2 separate regions of the Mus musculus genome follow, and region 2 is linked to region 1. The links are chromatin loops, found by intact Hi-C in ENCODE. Cell type or tissue: left cerebral cortex. All regions are shown on one strand. Region 1 overlaps 4930402H24Rik (RIKEN cDNA 4930402H24 gene). Region 2 overlaps Ddrgk1 (DDRGK domain containing 1).

Region 1 (5,000 bases):
GAGACTGTGGTTTGAGTTCCATCACCCGCACTGTGGCTCACAACCATCTACATTACTCTAGTCCAGGAGATCCAATGCCTTTTCTGGCCTCTGAGGGCAGTACACACATGTGGTACCAAACATACAGGCAGAACACCTGTGCAAATAACTGTACATGTTTGGGTTTGGTTTTTTTAATTAGAATGGTGATGTCATTAAAGTGATAGTTGAAGCCAGGTGTGGTAGTGCAAGCCTCTAATCCTAGGAAGCCAAGGCCGGAGGATCAAGAGTTCAAGGCTAGCTTTAGATAGATATGGAGTTCAAGGCCAGCCTGGGTTATGTGAGACACTCTCTAAAAGCATAAATAACAACAAAATAAGGTTAAAAACAATGTTGAAGATGTGGGAATGGAGGTGTTGCAGGTGTTTTGATAATCCATTTGTTTTTTAAATGGTGAGACAACACCGTAGTCAAAGCCAGAACAGTGGCTAGGATCCTGACTGGTAGAACTTCTTGAAGGATGTGGGTCAGCTCATGAGCAGCGTCCCTTCTTCAGGAGAGTCATAGAATACAAAGGAACAAGGACTGTCGTCTGAAGACTTCTCTCAGGCTGTGTCTCTCCCTTCCTGCTGGGCAGTCCTGCCTGCCACCTGCTTGTGCATGCAGTCCACCTGGGAAACTAGACGTAGCCTTTAAAGCATCCTTCAGGCGTCCTCTGTCCCTCAGGCACCACTGCCTTCTGGTCCTGTCACTAGAGAGGAGCATGCTCGTGCAGCCTGCAGTGTTCCTGACACCGCTTCCAGGCTTCCTACTTGTGGAAGGTCATAGTCTCTGAGGACAGGAACCCAGAGAGGCATTTCTGGATCTGAAAAACACTAAACAGAATTGCTTTCCGGTGTCATTTTGAAGCAAACTTGTTTGTGATGATTTTTTCTCTGCACAGACAGTGTCAATTTTCAGCAGTCATCAGATCCCATGTGGATTCCATATCCTGTTATTGCTTTAAAGTGTTCTTTGTTTAAATTCTGTTTTGTTTAGGTCTTCTCTCCCTGGCAACAGCAGGATAACTCAGGGCTTTCTTTAAAAGTGATCCAGGAGGATGGATTATCTGCGGAACAAAAGAGATTGTAAGTGGCTGTCCCCAGTGTTTGTGCTGAATTCCCTAAGCTTTGTGGGTGTGCTTTCTCTGCAGGGTGACTCAACATTATGTAACAGAGGGGTCCTGGCTTCTGAAAGGGCCTATAGTCATGTCACTGCTGCGAGGTGGTAGGTGTGCTGAGGAAACAGAGCGACAGGCAGATGAAGTCCAAGCTGAGGATGTGGCTCAGTTGGGAAAGCACCTGCCTAGCATGCATAAGTGGCATAGTGGCACATTCCTGTCATCCCAGTACTTGAGAGGTAGAGGCGGGAAGATCAGAAGCTCAAGGTCATACTCAGCTATGTAACCAGTTGGAGGCTAGCCTAGGGTACATCATACTCAGCTATGTAACCAGTTGGAGGCTAGCCTAGGGTACTTGAGACCCTGGAAAAGAGTAGAGGGGGAGGAGGAAATCCAGTGATGTCTTTTCGAGGTTTCTGATGCTGTGATAACACCATGACCAAGTCAGTTTACAGAAGGAAAGATTTATTTGGGATTACAATTCTAGAGGGATAAGCGTCCCCAGTGGTGGAGTTGGGCAGCAGGTGGCTAGAACACCAGCTCAGAGCTCACACTTTAAAGTACAGACACGAAGCAGAGAGGGCGATGACACACCTCCTCGAGCAAGACCACTTTCATTATTCTCCCCAACAGCCACCAAATGGGGACTTAGTATTCAGATGCCCAAGACTTTTAGGCGACATCTCTTTCAAACCACTATAACTCAGAATTAAAACCTAAGACCTTGTCAAAAACAAACAAAACAACCAAGGCCAGCCTTGAGTCGGGCAGGCCAGTTGCACTGGCACCAGGCTTTAAGTCAGTACAGTACGACTCTGGCTTGGAGGCCTCAGAACCAGCTGTGTACAGAGCGTTTGCTGCGGGAGGTGCAGTGCTAACCTCAGCCCTTGCTGATCTAGGCACTCCAATGCACAGAAGCTCTTCAGTGCGCTGAGCCCTCCTGCCCAGGACTGGAGCTCCCCAAAACTGCTCTCAGGCAAACTTCCTGAGCTGGACCGGTGAGTTGTATGCATCTGGCTCTAGATGTTTACTGTTTGTGCTTTTGAAATGTAGTTGGATCAACCTCAGTGTTGATCCTTTCTGAGCTTTTATTCCAGCTTCTTACAGAAGCCTGGAGAGGGTAGTCACCTGCCACATACACTTACATATCACAGAAAGAGTAACTCTCTAAGGGTTACGTTTTAGCACTTAGGCAAGACTTTACTAATGTGAGTGGACATGTCAAGCAAGGCTAGTGACAGTGATGTGTCAGTTGTCTCTGTTTTTCTAGGTTTCTCCAGCATTTTGCCATCGGCAGCATTGGTCAGGAGCCTGTGATGCGAGCCCATCTTGTGGGCCTGCTGCAGCAACCTGAGATGAGCCCTGCTCACGAAGTAGAGAGTGACAAGGTGAGGAGTTGACCAAGTGTGTGCTGATTTACAGTGGATACTCTGCAGGCCTGTGTCAGTCACCAGGGCACGGGGGAGCCCTTCCATAAGTGTGTCCCCTCCCTGGATATTCGAGCACCATGTGTGTGTGCAGTGCCCTTGGAAACCAGAAACCTCTGTGACTGGAGTTATAACTCACGTGGGCTCTGATGCGGGTGCCAGGAATCAAACCCAGTTGTTCTGGAAGAACAGCCAGTGCTCTGAACCACTGGCCCATTTCTCTAGCCCTGGGTGTAGGCTTCTTAAGAGTCACCCAGCCAGGTACTTTTATTTAAAGCTCAATATATAAGTATATTGTAGCTGTCTTCAGACACACCAGAAGAGGGCGTCAGATCTCATTATCTCTTTACTGGTAGTTGTGAGCGACCATATAGTTGCTGGGAATTGAACTCAGGACCTCTGGAAGAATAGTCAGGTTCTTAACTGCTGAGCCATCTCTCCAGCCCAAAACTTTTTGAAAAGAGAAAGAAAAACATCCAGGAGACAGGCCTCCCCCGGGCTTTGTTGTTGTAATAACCGTTCTCCTGGGAGTGCAGGATTCTTGTCCTCAGCTACTCGTCCTTGCTCAGTAAATTCTGCAGCTGGCCTTAGAATATCTACCTGAGGGAAAGCTGCTGGCATGCTGTGCTGGTGGAACGCGCCTCTCTTCCTCTAGCAAAGGCTGTGAGAGCTTATCATGCAGGGGAGGCCTGACTCAGCACAGGCAGCCCCCAGGAACACCTGAGCATAACTCCCCTGCTCACCCCACACCAACAGCGCTGGGACAGTTTGTTCCCAGACTGCCTTTCTGTTCTCTAAGAAATGTGTTACAAAACAGTCTCCCCGCATGTCTTCCTTACCAGGAGCAAGTTAGGCTCTCCAAACGCTCTAGATCTGAAGTGGAACAGGGACAGATGCTGTGGGAAAACTTGGTTATTTTTTACATAAATAAATGTTACAAATCCTCACACTTACCCTGGAAGGTCAGTAGGTGTCTTAGCTTGGTCTCTAGTGCTGTGATAAAACACCAGGACCAAAAATAATCAGCTTTCAGCTCTCAGGTCCCACTCCACTGAGGGAAGTCAGAGCAGGAACCTGAAGGCAAGAGTGATACAGAGGCCATGGAGGGGTGCTGCTTAATGGCTTGTTCCTCATGGCTTGCTCAGCCTGCTTTCTTATAGAACCCAGGACCACCTGCCCAGAATTGGCACCTCCCCAGTAGCTGGGCCTTCTATCAATTTGCAGTTAAGAAAATGTCCCATAGATTTGCCTACCCGCCAATCTGATGGAGACATTTTTTCAATTGAGACACCGCTACCCATTTGACCCTCGCTCCTGTCAAGCTGAGAGAAAACTACCGGGGACCTCAGACTTTGCCATTCGCTCTGAACTCCGAGCAGTGGTGCTGAAGCTCACACCCACAAAGCCTTGCTCTGGGCCTGGGTTTCTTTGTCCCCAGCTGAGTTAGAAACCCACATGGCTTTCTTTCCTGTAGGTTGTCATCAGCATTGTAACTGGTCTCCCAGGCTGTCATGCCAGCAAGCTCTGTGCTTTCCTGATCACTCTGCATAAGGAGTATGGCAGGTTAGTAATGGGGTCTACATTTGCTTTGGGGAAAGAGAGCCTGTCCTGGGCCTGCCCTGGTGATGGGAAACATTAGACTTCTACTGGCATTTAGTATGACGCTATTGACACAGCTGGCATCCACTATCTCTTCATTTAGTAGACTGTGTTTACAGGTTAACCAGATCCTCACACCTAGGGTTTTGTCCTGAAAGCTTTCTTTTTATTTGGGGGATAGAATTTTATTACTTTGGGATAGCCTTGAACTTGCTGTAGCTGTGGCTGAAGGTGACCTTGGATTCTTGATCTTTCTGCTTGTATCTTCCAAACATCCAATTTGTGTATGCGTCTCTTATCCTCCCTCCCTCCCTACCTACCTCCCTCCCTCCCTCCCTCTCTCCTTTTCCTTCTCTTCCCTCCCCCTCCATTCTTCTCCCTCTTTTCCCTCTCCTGCTCCCTGTTCCCAGCCTTGCCTCTGTGTCTCTGAGATGATAACCAGAGTGACCTCAGATTGACTGACAGTCCTCTGCTGACTCAGCTTCTGAATGCTGGCATTATTGGCACATGCCACCATTCCTGGTTATTTTAGAATAACTCTAAAGCAGTCTGAATTCTTGCCTTCCCTCTCTGTTTTTCTGTGGTCCCACAGTAGCTCTCTCCATAGTCATTGGCAGCATGTCTTTGAGACTACGGGTTACATTTACATCTGTGACAGGGCTTCTCAGGACCGGGCCATATGTAGCCTTATGCTTAGATTACCTTTGCTGCTTCCAGATGGATGGTATACCGGCAAATCATGGACAGCTCTGAATGTTTCCATGCTGCCCACTTCCAAAAATACCTTTCCAGTGCCCTGGAGGCCCAACAGAACCGTTCTGCCCGCCAGTCAGCTT
Region 2 (5,000 bases), 82 kb after region 1:
GCCTCCATGGGAGAGGGAGGTGAGCAGAGAGACTGCCTGAGCGGGGGCGAGGCAATCTTCTGATCTGCCGTTTTGGTCTGGGCTGCCACGGGAAGGGGGACCTTCCCGCATCAAGCAAGGCAGTCAGAACAGTTCTTTAGTGAGACTCTCTTCTCAGGTGATTCAGAAGCCAGACTACAGTGAGCTGGCTGTGTGCGTGGCTGGTAGGAAACAGTGGGCTGACTATGTGCCAGCCGGTAGGGTATAGAATCTGCTGCTTGTTCAGACCTAGACATGACCAGGAAGAAGTTGCGGCAAGGTTTTCAAGATTTTTTTTCCTAAGTAAATCTCCTGAGCAAGAGGACAGGGGAAGGGTCCGGGCAGCGTGGCCTGGGCAATGATAGGGCGGATGAGGAGAGCCTCTGCCTGTTGGTTAGCTTGAGACCAAAGGGTGAAAGTCTTGAAGAAGCACCGTCTCTGGAGTGCATAAGCTTGTATCCTGCAGACAGGAACAGATGTGAGTGGGCAGCTGCCCCAAATACCTGCCTCTTCCTCTGTGTCCACAGGAGGAGGAAGAGAGGAAGGCTCAGGAGGAGCAGGCCCGGCGGGAGCACGAGGAGTACCTGAAACTGAAGGAGGCCTTCGTGGTAGAAGAAGAAGGTGTTAGCGAAACCATGACTGAGGAGCAGGTGGGCCCATCACTCCTGGGAGATCTGTGCCATGAGGGTAGTGTGTGTTAAGTCCGAGGCCGTCCACACCACCTTAGACACTTGGGACTGTGTACTGAGAAGCGAGTCGAGTGCCAGTAAGTGTAGGTCCTTACCTCTTATGAAAGCAGGTGATGGGGTGGGAACAGAAGACAGGCTGCAGGCGGGCAGCATGCGGGGGTGAGCAGGCCTCCAACCAGGGGTGGCACTCACTGCTTTCTCTGCCCTTCAGTCTCACAGCTTCCTGACAGAATTCATCAATTACATCAAGGTAAGAGGCTCAGAGAATTCTGATATCTTTTCCTGCAGGTGAGTATGCGTGCGTCTATGTATATTTTGTATATGTTCTCAGGACCAAGCAGGTGTGTCTATCTCATTCAATGTTGGGTCATGGGCATGGGGTCCAGAAGGGTTGGCTGCTGGTTCTTGGCCAGGAAAGTTCCTTTTCTTCAGACCTGGAAGGTAGAGAAGGACAGAGGTTTGCGTGGGAGCCTCCAATAGCTTCCTAATACTTGACTGACAGTCCCTCTGCTCTTCAGACCCCACGCTCAATGAGTCATCATGTTTTGAAGTCAATTCACATGTGTTTTCTGTCAGCTCTGTCACGCTGAGGTTCCACTGAATCGGAACAAATGCTCTGTGGTCCTGACTGGGAGTTTGGGCCTTCAAGAAGAAGTAGGATAGTGTTTCCATTGCAATCCTGAGCAGTCGGCAGTGTCCCTCCATCCACAGCCACTCCACAGGCTGTCCGGATGCTGCTCTGGGTTGCATAAGCACATCCTGATCCGTTTGCTGCTAAGCAACTTGTCTCCCACAAAGGATGCGAGAAGGGGAGAGGTTTTCAAGTGCAGCTCAGAGGTGCAGAGGCAGCTGAGGGAAGGAGTGCAGAGGGAGCGGGGGCGATACTGGGGGTGGTACCAGGGGCTGCCAAGAAGCTGGGGCTTGCATAATCCTCCCCCACCTCTCCTAAAAGAGAGCAGGGCTTAGATATCTCCCAGCAGCAGTGAGGGACTGGGCTCATGTCTGGGGCCCAGAATCCCTGAGAGGGAGAAGCCATAGCATCTTCCAGAGGGTCCTTTTCCATTAGGTTGTAAGCCTTCTCCTTTGATGAAGCCCACACTCCACCCTGGCACACTGCTCTGAGCGTGACTTCACAATGTCCTGTTGTTGAGAACTATCTGCCTCTACCTGTAGAGTGGGAAGCAGCATAGGTCTAAAATACTTCCTTCACAAGGCCTCCCAGGTAGATTTAGGGGGCAACTTCAATTTTACCCTCATTTCTGCAGGGGCCAGAAGAAAGTTCCTAGGTAGTTCTGGCTCTTGCCTTTGGTGGTTCCCTGGAGAGTCTACTCTTGGTCTTCTCCAAACGCTTGGAGGAAGAAAGAGGACTTCTGAAATTCACTCTATCCACCTTCCTCACGCCAAGGGATCTGACCCTTGAGACAGATTTTCAGAACTGGAGGAGGGTTTCTGCACACAACCCACTTCATGTCAACAGTAAGGATGTCTGTTCTCCTTCCTACCATGGCTAGGAATGTTTGTGCAGGTACACTTTGACTCTAACATTGCCTCGGGCCAGATCCTCAGGAACCAGGCAGCATAGAAGGGGACTCCGGAGAGCCTAGTGCCTGGTTTATGTCACAGGTAGAAGCTGCTGGCCAGATCATTTTGCGCTTGCCCACTCCCTGGCCCGGCTGCCTCTTGATTGTATCCTTCCCAACCCTCCACCCCAACCCCGCACCCCTGCTTGCACATACGGGTTGGCATTCCAACAAGTCACATGCCATATGTAGCTGAGGAGGTGTCACCATGTCATTACTCCCCCAGCTCATTTGCTGTGGAAGATTCACAGAAATGCGAAGGACCGCCTTCTCTCAAATCGTATGCTATATGTGGCAAAGGTGGGGGCAGATGCATGCGTGGACCCAGCTGTGACTCCTTGTGTGAGCTGTTTGGAGCTAAAGTTTCTACTAAGAGTGCAAGAGCAGTCATGAGACACGGCCCAGGACCACAGAGGGAGAACACTGTCACTGTTCACAGGGCTGCTTTGTGTGTGTTTGTATAGTGTGGGTGCTCCCATGTACTGGTGAGCACAGAGATACATATCTGGGGGCCTTCAGGTATTGTTTATTCCTTGGGTACTGTCCACCTTTTTTTTCTTGCAAGGAGGAGTGATGTACTTTGTTTTGCTGTTCTGGGACTCACCATGCAGGCTATCCTAGCTGGCCAGTGAGCCAAATAGACTACCTGTCTACCTTTCCAGCAGTGAGGTTCCAAGTGCGCAGTGCTGCCACACCCAGCTGCTTGCTTGCTTGCTTGCTTGCTTTTGAGACAGGGTCTCACTCCATTGACCAGGCTAGTCTTGAGCTCTCAGCAATCCATCGGCCTCTGCCTCCTGAGTTCGAGCACTGCCACTTCCAGCCACACCCAGCTTCTTTATGTGAGTTCTAGGTATTGGACTCACGTCCTCAGAAGCACAAAAGCACTTGCCTGGCAACCATCTTGCCAGCCTTAGTGATAGTTATTTGGCCATTCCAGGTGAGAGAGGGTTATGCCTCAGACAGTGTGAAGAGGCTGAGTGAAAAGAAGTGTACACCTCTCAGGACAGTGGAGATCGAAGCAGAAGAATGTGAGGCAAACACAAGAGAGAAACAAGTCTCTGGGCCTTGTGAAAGACCTCAGGCCTGTTATCATCTGGTCTGTGTATGTCTGTTTCACCAGATAGGCTTTTAGCTCAGCGGTAGGTACTGACTCTTGTTTACCATTCCTGCAGTTCTTCTTTTTTCCTTTAAATGTGTATGAATGTACAGTCTTGAACTCCTGACCTTCCTGCCTCTTTCTGTCAAATACTGAGGTTACAGATATGCACCACAACACCTGGCTTAGGTAACCATTTTCTATTTTTAAAAACTTGAAAACAAAAGACCAACTTTTGGGCTGGCAAGATGGCTCAGCAGGTACAGATACTTGATGTCAAACCTTAAGATCTGAGTTTAGTCCTTGGATTCACATGGTGATTAGAGAGAACCAACTTCTGGAAGTTGTCCTCTGAGCCCTCTACATGTGTGTTGTTGCACATACACACACACACACATTAATTAATTAATTAATTAATTAATTAGAAAATGTTGGTTTAAAGAAATGGTGTGTGTGTGTGTGTGTGTGTGTGTGTGTGTGTGTGTGTGTGTGTGAATGTAGAATCCAGAAGACAGCTCTGCATATTGTTTCTTAGGTGCCCTCCACCTTTTTTTAAAGATAGGGCATCACACTGTCATAGAGCTGGCCAAGTGGTCTCAGCCTCTCTCTCTCCTCTCCCTTTTATCTGTAGAAGTCCAAGGTTGTGCTTTTGGAAGATCTGGCTTTCCAGATGGGCCTAAGGACTCAGGTAAGCCTGAGAATATGGAATATAGCTACAGGGTCTGTGGCCAGTAGAGAGTAGGAGGCTGGCCTGAAGATGGTAAGTTGTGATGCCCTTTCAGACTGTCCCCAACCAAGAGTGAACAGAGTGTAGGGATTTCTTTACACTCCAGGAATTCTGCATTTCTACAGAGATGAAAAGAACAGGAAAGAAAAAGGAAAGTCAAGTGCTATACTGTCCTGTGACCAGCGCAGCCCAAATCTAGTTACTTCTTGCCAGAGGTTGTCTTGCCATGGGACATCTCCACTATTCCTTTTCCGGCTGGAAGAGAGCTTCCGTCGGGGCTTGGCATTTCCAATGATCAGAGCCCCTTCAGTCAGGACTCCCTCCTAGGAGAACCACAGCCACAGCAGGAGTAGCACCCTAGGGAGAGAGAGGAGAAATGATGGGTCTGTGGGTATGGGAACCACGAAACGAGCTCTGAGACTTGGTTTCCTCACAGGACGCCATAAACCGCATCCAGGACCTGCTGACGGAGGGGACTCTAACAGGTGAGAGCCAAGCCTACAAACAGGCCCTGACCTGTGGGGCTTGAGTGAGCACAGAGGCCTCAGACTTGTTCCAAAGGCAGCCTGGCCTCTCCGGGGCAGGAGGGATACGCAGTGAGGGACACTTAGGAATTGGACTTGGTCACAAGGAAGACCTAGAAGCCTCCGCCTAGCTTTGGAGTGAGGCATGGGAAGAAAGGATTTGTGCAACTCACCCACATGGGCTTTGATGTACCCAGGAAGGCTGACAGGAGATCAGTTATAAAGGAATAGATGGAAATTCTCAGGTTAGGTAGAGAAAGCCCAGGAGGACTCAGTCCTACTACGTGCATGTCCCCACAGGTGTGATTGACGACCGGGGCAAGTTTATCTACATAACCCCAGAGGAACTGGCTGCCGTGGCCAATT

What was found. A loop is a pair of places that touch in the nucleus more often than their neighbours do. Peaks named below come from ENCODE experiments on the same cell type or tissue, not always from the same donor. Only the 100,000 strongest peaks of a DNase experiment are listed, where the experiment ranks them.
Region 2: it touches region 1 in a loop (9-fold over the local background); 1 of 42 quality-filtered maps calls a loop at or near these places.

Annotation. Positions count from the first base shown.
Region 1 is chr2:130,736,507-130,741,506 of GRCm38, reverse strand. 4930402H24Rik (RIKEN cDNA 4930402H24 gene) reads left to right here. Exons shown (of 37, transcript NM_029432.2): 23 at 1,018-1,106; 24 at 2,038-2,136; 25 at 2,409-2,526; 26 at 4,040-4,128; 27 at 4,882-5,000. Among named protein-coding and RNA genes, the nearest start is that of Slc4a11, 41 kb to the right of the region's middle. In left cerebral cortex, CTCF peaks have their summits at 1,614 and 2,892 (motif pointing right); DNase peaks (open chromatin) are centred at 1,190 and 3,326; H3K27ac peaks cover 3,868 bases.
Region 2 is chr2:130,654,257-130,659,256 of GRCm38, reverse strand. Ddrgk1 (DDRGK domain containing 1) reads left to right here. Exons shown (of 9, transcript NM_029832.2): 5 at 546-668; 6 at 919-957; 7 at 4,015-4,071; 8 at 4,547-4,595; 9 at 4,935-5,000. Gm52563 (a long non-coding RNA gene) reads right to left here. Exons shown (of 3, transcript XR_003954061.1): 3 at 4,017-4,467. Among named protein-coding and RNA genes, the nearest start is that of Ddrgk1, 7.9 kb to the left of the region's middle. In left cerebral cortex, no CTCF peak of the experiment used is centred here; DNase peaks (open chromatin) are centred at 541, 1,549 and 2,548; H3K27ac peaks cover 4,837 bases.